Linked DNA regions of Homo sapiens: region 2 is linked to region 1. Evidence: chromatin contacts called from ENCODE Hi-C or POLR2A ChIA-PET data. All regions are on one chromosome and are shown on one strand. The core of a region is the stretch at or near the end of the contact, and the rest is flanking DNA. Distances in the headings are between cores, read along the strand shown. Region 1 holds the start of GGNBP2 (gametogenetin binding protein 2). Region 2 holds the start of LASP1 (LIM and SH3 protein 1).

Evidence for each region. A loop is a pair of places that touch in the nucleus more often than their neighbours do. ChIA-PET counts read pairs that join two places held with the same protein, here RNA polymerase II (POLR2A). Pooled maps may share reads with other maps.
Region 2: a loop to region 1 is called in a pooled map, with 18 times the contacts of the local background. The contact joins the promoter of LASP1 here to the promoter of GGNBP2 in region 1. A Hi-C loop is called at or near these places in 1 of 37 single-sample maps with no recorded cell type and 6 of 50 pooled maps. POLR2A ChIA-PET finds 5 or more read pairs at or near these places in 2 of 52 experiments (GM12878 and activated CD4-positive, alpha-beta T cell).

Annotation. Positions count from the first base shown.
Region 1 is chr17:36,542,650-36,546,636 of GRCh38, forward strand. It overlaps GGNBP2 (gametogenetin binding protein 2), which reads left to right and starts at 2,270. Exons shown (of 14, transcript NM_024835.5): 1 at 2,270-2,448; 2 at 2,970-3,168. The coding sequence starts at 3,076. It also overlaps a transcript of MYO19 not described here.
Region 2 is chr17:38,868,144-38,872,130 of GRCh38, forward strand. LASP1 (LIM and SH3 protein 1) reads left to right here and starts at 1,915. Exons shown (of 7, transcript NM_006148.4): 1 at 1,915-2,115. The coding sequence starts at 2,047. TRC-GCA4-1 (tRNA-Cys (anticodon GCA) 4-1) reads right to left here and starts at 1,220; the gene lies at 1,149-1,220. RefSeq lists enhancers at 1-168, 169-769, 345-524, 2,015-2,164, 3,177-3,778 and silencers at 125-224, 1,645-1,954, 2,475-2,574.

The DNA of each region.
Region 1 (3,987 bases), core at 1,020-3,519:
GATAGCGCCACTGCACTCCAGCCTGGGCGACAGAGTGAGACTCCGTCTCAAAAAAAAAAAAAAGGTTTAAAGTGGGTACATTAATTGATGTACCACTGTAGGAGCACCTCTAGATACTGAAGGCCACAGTATCTTGGCTCACTGCAACTTCCGCCTTCCCGGTTCAAGCGATTCTTCTGCCTCAGCCTCCGGAGTAGCTGGAATTAAAAGTGCTCGCCACCACGCCCAGCTGATTTTTGTATTTTTAGTAGAGACAGGTTTTCTCCATGTTGCCCAGGCTCGTCTCGAACTCCTGACCTCAAGTGACCCGCCCGCCTTGGCCTCCCAAAGTCTTGGGATTACAGGTGTTAGCCGCCGCCCCCGTCCTGGTTTTTGTTTTGTTTTTTACATAAAACGCAAGATTCTCTAAAAATGTCCAAATTTTGGCTATGTATATGAACATCATACATACGTATTAGATTCAAGCTAATACTCACTCTTCTACTCTGCTAACATGGCCAGAAGACATAAAAAAAATTTTTTTTTGAGACGTAGTTTCACTCGTCGCCCAGGCCGGAGCACAATGGCGCGATCTCGGATCATTGCAACCTCTGCCTCCCGGGTTCAAGCGATTCTCTTGCCTCAGCCTCCCGAGTAGCTGGGATAACAGGCGTGCGCCACCACGCTCGGCTAATTTTGTATTTTTAGTAGAGACTGGGTTTCACCATGTTGGTCAGGCCAGTCTCGAACTCCTGACCTCAAGTAATCCACCCACCTCGCCTCCTAAAGTGCTGGGATTACCGGCGTGAGCCATGACCCCGGCCCAGAAGACATAAATATTTGCCGGGTAATGACACCTTCGGGAATGAACAATGGTTCTTCGTTTATTATGTCACCGACCCTAACAATGACCACACAATGTACTAAGTCAACATGGCTAAGGGTGCACTATGGGTTATTTGTTGTGAATCTCTAAGACTCCATGTGATAACCAAAATACTTTATTTTGTTTTGAGATGGAGTTTCGCTCTTGTTGCCCAGGCTGCAGTGCAATGGCGCGATCTGGGCTCACTGCAACCTCCGCCTCCCGGGTTCAAGTGATTGTCCCGTCTCAGCCTCCCTAGTAGCTGGGATTACAGGTACATGCCACCACGCCCGGCTAATTTTTGTATTTTTAGTAGAGACGGGGGTTTCATCATATTGGTCAGGCTGGTCTCAAACTCCTGACCCTCAGGTGATCCACCCACCTCGGCCTCCCAAAGTGCTGGGATTACAGGCGTGAGCCACCATGCCCGACCCAAAATACTTTTTTTAAAGGTATCACAGCTCCAGGAAATAGAGCAGTAAATTGATCTGTCCTTCAGATCACCAGGACTTTCATAGGCTAAATATCTTCACAACAGACCTCCAAAACCTTCAAGGTCAGAACTGAACACACGGTGGCGAGAGGAACTGTCTTCACAGCAGCTCTGCTTCCTCGGAGACGGCCAGAGGGAAAGGCCGTTGGCCAGTGCCAGTACTTCGCCCAAGGGAGTACCTGCTCACATTAACCCAGCCCAAGAAGTTCCTTTGGCCAAGACGCACACACACACACCACTGTCCGGTTTTCTATTTCCTTCCAGTGTAACGACAACCACAAGCTATCAGCACTTCACTATTTGCTGTCCCCTCAGCGGGATCGGGATGCAGCTACGCAGCGGGCCCCTGGCGAGCCGCGGTGTCAGGGCCCTTTTCTCCTCTTCCCACCGTGGGAAGCGAATTCAGTGGCGTCAAGGGCCAAGAGCCAGACCTGAGTTTGTCTCTCACCCCCCGATGCTCGTCTCCCTTTTCTCACTGCCTTCCGCCCCCTCTGATCTCGACTTCTCGCAACCTATCCAGGTCCTCTCTGGGCCTCTGCCCTGAGTCAGCCCCGAATCAGACGGGCTTGACTCGCTGAAAGAATTCCCCTTTGAGAGGAGGCAGATTCCCCTCTACATAGACGACACCCTGACGTCGAGGGGCTTGCCCCTCGTCCGTGGGGAAGCCTTCCCGGCCCGCGGCTGGGGCCTGAGGTTGGGCCGATCACCCCTCCTACCAGTCCTAGTTCGGGTCTAGCGGAATGGCTGGGCTCCGAGAAGGGCGCCGGGCCCACGGGCGGGACGGCCAGGGCGGCCCCGCACCCTCTGGGCGCAAATTTCTCCAGCGGGGTCCCCAGCGCGGCCAGCCCCAGTCTCGCGAGAGGACGTGGGTCCCGCCCGGCGCCCGACCCCGCCCGGCCCCACCTTCCCCTCGTCCCCCGCCCTCCTTCTTCCACTCCCCGCGGCGCGAGCGGCTGACTGCCCGTAGAGGAAACGACATTCGGAGCTGCGCTCCCGCCCACGCCGGCCCTGACGCGGGCCTCGTCAGCCAGTAACAGGGAGCAGAGGTGGGAGTTAGCGAGGCGACCACGAAAACGGTGAAGGTCGGAACCGACAGCCTCCTCCGAGAAGGGTGAGGAAAGGGTCTGAGCCTCCCCGTTCCCTGGACTCCGCAGAGCCGCTGCGGGGTCGATCCCTCCCAGGGGCGGGGTCGCGCTGGGCAACTGCAGTCCTGGGGCCGACTGGGCGGGGTGCGCCCAGAAGCGGGGAGAAGGGGTCAGTTGGGGGCAGAGGGCACCCGGGCGGCGGGCGGCGGGGAACAGGCTGCGGGGCCCAGGCCAGGGGTGGGGTCCTGGGGCCGGGACTCCTGCAGCGGGCGGGGAAGCCCCCGGCAGGCCGGTCCCTTCCGCCTCTCCTTTGGACCCTGACTGGAGGCCGGCGGGCGGGCGGGCGGGCGGGAGAGAGGGAGGGAGCGCGGCGCGAGGGGGGCGGGTCCCGGCGGCGCTGGGCGCTGATTGGCTGAGCGTGTGTGGAATCGGGTGATGGGAAACGCAGCCCGGCTCTCCCGTACCCTCCCGCTCCGCTCCCTGCCCCCCGTGGCGAATGTGCTGCGCAGCGGCGGGTGCTTACGCTCGCGGGGTTTGGCTGTTGCAGGCAGGAGCTGGGAGGAGGCGGCAGCGGCGGCGGCAGAAACAGCAGCGGCGGCGGCGGCGGCAGCTGGGAGGAGGTGGTGACGGTGGCAACGGCAGCGTCGGGGACGATGGCGCGACTCGTGGCAGTGTGCAGGGACGGGGAGGAGGAGTTCCCCTTCGAGAGGAGGCAGATTCCCCTCTACATAGACGACACCCTGACGGTGAGCGGGCCGGGCCGGGCTGGGCCCGCCGCTCCCCTGGCAGCTGTTTCCCCTCCTCCCCCTCCCCCAGGCCGAGCGCTGCGCACTGGAGAAAGAGTGTGTTGCAACTCCTAGGCGAGGCCTTCTCTTCAGCAGGCCCCACAAACTCGCCTTTGCAGTGGGTGGCTCGGTAACCTCTGTCGGCCCCAAGCCCAGAGCTCCGTACGCACTCCCTCTCTCCAGATTTTCCTTCTTTTGGAACCTTATTCCTTGACCCTTTCCCTTTAGGAGACGCTGCTTTTGTCAAAGCACACATCTCAGAGAGGGGTTGAAGGATCTTGGGCGTTTAGGGCCTACCCCATACAGAAACCACCTACCCTCGGGGAGGCTTAATTACCTGGTAATGTCGCAGCTGCACTGCTACCTGTGTATTTTCTGTTTTAATACTGGTAGCTCTCACCACATAAGCTTAATTACTGGGGGCAGAGTGACATGCTCGTGCACAGTCAAGATTCCACTAAAATGGTTTGATTTCGTTGTAAATAGTCTCGTATTGCCTAATGCATTAAAACTCTTGAAATGATTGTATTGCTAGGCCCTTTCTTCAAAACGGGCTTTCTTCGCATTATTTAGTTTACAGGTGGACTTTTTTTTTTTTAAAGGAAGCCAAATTATTGAATGTGTAAGAGTACTATAAAAAGCTGATTGCTCATCTTGAGTGTCAAGACCCAGTTCCGGGTACTTTATTCTTTAGATTTGGTAGTGTAGCATTATCGACCCTCTGCCCTATGTTGCTGTACTGTTTCCTTTAAAAGGAAATGGCTGAAATTTGAATTGAAT
Region 2 (3,987 bases), core at 665-3,164, 2.3 Mb after region 1:
ACAGCGAGCAATTTTCCCCTCTTCCTTCTTGACTCAGCTCATAGGCAGGGCTTTGGCTTGATAAGCTATACATGGAAAGTTCAAGGCCTAAAGGAGAGGTAAAACTGGTTCCTCCTGGGTTTTGCACGGAACCGCAGCTCTGCTGATCTGTGATCTCTCTGTTCAGCCTAGAGATACAGCTCACAGTAATAGGAGCCAGGAGAAAAAAATGCGCGTTTCCCCGGGGTCCGAGGAATGACACAACCACATTCCGGGTTTAAAATATCGCAGCTGCCCTTTGACCCAGGCAGCACGCCTCTTCCTTTCTCCTTTATTTTTCCTTTTTTTGGGCAAAACCTAGTCGAGGGGGACGCCCTTGTCTCCCGTCACACTTACCATTTTCCTCCGGCCCAACAGTGACCCTGTCAGGCACGCAGCCAGCAGATACTTGTCCCCATCTTTAGGTTATGAAACTCCATGGCCTTTTATTCTTACTTCAGTGGTTCTTAAAATGTGGTCCCCACACCAGCAGCACCAGAGGCACCTGGAAACTTGGTAGAAATGCAAATTCTCGGGGCCCCCTTACAGAATCAGAAACTAGCAGTGTTTTAACAAGCCCTGCAGGTAATTCTGATGCACGTTCAAATTTGAGAAACACTGTGTTCGTTTATCTCAGTTTGCACTGGGTTATAACTTTACTTTTGTACATTAATAGTCAAGGATGAACACAGCACGTCCATGTCACCATTAATACAGAAAGTTGAAGTTGGAGAAGGGCTGTGTCTATGGGTTTCCCTCGCCTGACCCACCCTCCACCCCCAAAAGGAACGCCAAGTTGAGGCGTTCCCCTGTCTCCCTACCCCCATTGGAAACATCCTGTCCCTCAAACCCGGCACCTCGAACTGTCTGACCCATCTGAGGCTGGCGCCCGTGGCCGCAGAAATCCCTACACCTCTGGCGCGAGTAATGCGGTCGCGCAGCTTTTATACCCACCCCCTCCTCCCGCTGAGCACAAAGTAAAACCGAAAGATTTCTGCTAAGGTTGAAAAATGAGGAAGATACTTTTTCTTTTCTTTTTTTTTTTTTTTTTAGTCAGGACCCAATGTTAAAATGTGAGTCAAGAATGAAAAACAGATGGTTAACAAGGGGAAGGAAAAACCAAGCCATTGAGGGGGCACCCGGATTTGAACCAGGGACCTCTTGATCTGCAGTCAAATGCTCTACCACTGAGCTATACCCCCGCGCCTCTACAGCGCCTGGAGGCGGCTCCTTGGGTGCTAAGCATTGTTGCAGCTGCTACACTGTGAGTAGTGGTGTAACAGAAGGAGAAAGGAATGCTGGAGAAAAAGGGGTCAAGCTGAACGCAGACGGTGCCCGCATCCGGGGAACCCCGGGAAGGTGCACTGCAGGGGCTCGAGAGGGAAGCACTAGCCCGGGCCCGGCAGCGCGCAGGGTCCAAGAGGGAGGGACGGGTTCCGCCCCACAAATGTGGGAAAGGGTGTGGGCCGGAAGAGAGCTAAGAGGGGCAGGGTAGGGGGTCCCCGTTCGGTCCGCAGATTCATGCCGGGTAGAAAGTCCCCGAATGCGGTGAATCAGTTCCAGCGTTCAGGAGGATCCAACCCCACCCTCGACGGGCTTGAGGGGTTAGCCCGCCTCCCGCAGCCCGGGCGCCCCAGATGTGCAGCCTGCTCGCCTCTGCGCCGCCTCCGGCTGGGGAAGGGCCCTGGGCACCGGGCGCAGTCAGCCTGAGAGCGCTGAGGCGCCAGCACCGCGGGCCCCGCCGTCCCCCCAGGAACCCGCCCCCGCGCAGCCCCACGTCGCCCGGAGAGCGCGCCTCGCTGCGCGTGCCCTTGCCCGCGCCCGAGGCGCGTGCCCGCCCCAGTGCAGCCCCTCCTCCCCGCTGTGTTTATTAGGGGAAGGAGGGCGGAGGCGGAGGCCAGTTCCCCAGCTCCAGCCGCCGTCGCTGCTGCCTGTGTAGTTGCAGCCGCGGCCGCCTCCCGCCAGCTCGCCTCGGGGAACAGGACGCGCGTGAGCTCAGGCGTCCCCGCCCCAGCTTTTCTCGGAACCATGAACCCCAACTGCGCCCGGTGCGGCAAGATCGTGTATCCCACGGAGAAGGTGAACTGTCTGGATAAGGTGAGCCCGGGACCGGGAGACGCGTCTTTGCAATCCCCCGCAGTGCTCCGAATCCAGGGAGGAGAGAAGGGCCGGGTCTTTGCCGCCTTATCCCCGCGATCCCAGGAGAATGGAGGGAGGGCGAGCGGGCGGTGTCATGGGGTGTGGGGACACATCCCAGTCTGAAAACCAGGAGATCTGGGGCGAGGCGGGAAGTCCACGCGTAGCGGGCAGCCGCTGCTGGAGAGGGGTGGGCTCTGTGTCCCGGGGTTGGGAGGACGGGAGAGGAGCAGGGAAGTCAGGCGCCGGGGTGTGTTGGGGGAAGGTTAGGGGTGCAGTCCCGCCCCCTACGGCCTGGAGAGTGAGAAGAGACGGCCGCTCCCTCTCCGCTCTGCGCCGAGCGCCAAGTAGGCGGAAGCGCGGGGCGCTGGTGGAGGGGGCGGGGGGGCGGGGCAGAGGCTGGGGGGCCCTGCAAAACCGTCCGCTCCGGCGGGGGTGGCCTGGCTTCCTGGCCTGGCGGGGCGGGGGCTATCAGCCTGCGAGTGTGTGGCATCTGATGCGGGGGGTTTTGGGTAAGGACCCGGGCTCTGCCGCAAGAGCCCCGTTTTTGAACGACCTGCACCCCCTTGGATTCAGTCGTTAAAGGACTCGCAGACCTCCTCCACAGCTTCCCAACCCCCACCTCCAATTAAAAGCCAACTCCCGGTGCTGGGCCGTCCAGCCTGAGCCGGGTGGGGTTGGGTGGCAGAGTAGGGTGGGTGGAGGGTGCTTAGCTGAGATCTCCTGAAATTGTGCTCAGAGCCAGGAGACCGTGTGGAAGAACAAAGAGCTAACTTTTCAAAGCAGGTTTCTCCAATGGAGGGTGGGGTTGGCTGAGTTCTGGGGAAGCCGAGGAAAGGGGGAGGTATTGGGGGGAGGGGAGGGTGGCCTTGTGGAGATTCAGTGTCCCCTGGGGGCCCTGTCTCCCCAATGCTGGACTTGTTCATCTGGTTGCCATTAGACTTTTGGAGGGGGGTTGGAGAGTAGAACTGGGTGTTTCCCGTACAGTTTAGGGTAGGATCCTGTTCTCTTGTAAGCTCCGTAAGATCCTAAGGTAAAACCTGCCCCTCTGCATCCCCTCCCCAGTCTGGAGGGGAGGCCTCTGTGATTTTGTGCCCTTCCTCACCGCGTCTTTCATCCACCACCCAAAGCTGGCTCCAAGTCCAAGTATTCTGTCCTTTCCATCTGAACTGGGAGGGCTGGGAGGACTGGATGGAAGAGAGGTGCAAGGGTGGGAACACTAGATGAAAGAGGGGTATAGAGCCCTGGGGCCAAGTTCATTACTGACCTGGAGCCAGGTTTTGTTCAGGAGAGGATAGTTTATTGGACACCTTATCTCTCCCCTCCCCCTTGGTGTGTGAGCTTCCTCAGTGACCTTTGGCCTCTGAGTCAGCGTGAGGAGGTGGGGTTGGAGGTTCTGAAAGATATTTGAACTTGCTCTTGGGGAGTGTGGGCATATGGGGCCGCTGCTGTGTCACTGTTCCTCCTGGTCCTGGGCTTGACTGGGCAGGAGGAGAGGAGGGGGTATATTGTGGGCACGAGGAAAGTTGTTGATCTCCCCATGACCATGCCAGCCGCTGTTGGGCAGGACTTGAGCTTAGAGCTATCAGATAATGAAGTCTCCCCTTGAGAATGTACCTGTCCTTGCACACTGGGGTTTCGCCCGCCCCTCGTGGCAGAGATTTTGGCCTCTGCATCTTGAGTTCCCTGTGGTCCCCTTCTTCTCCACAGTCATGAATTGGGAAGAGGCAGTGGGCACTTGACCCGTATAAGGAAAAAGCAAAACATGAAGGCAGGATTGCCACTCCAGGAGTTGGGAAACTGGGTCCTTGTTCCAGGTCTGCTCCCACCAGT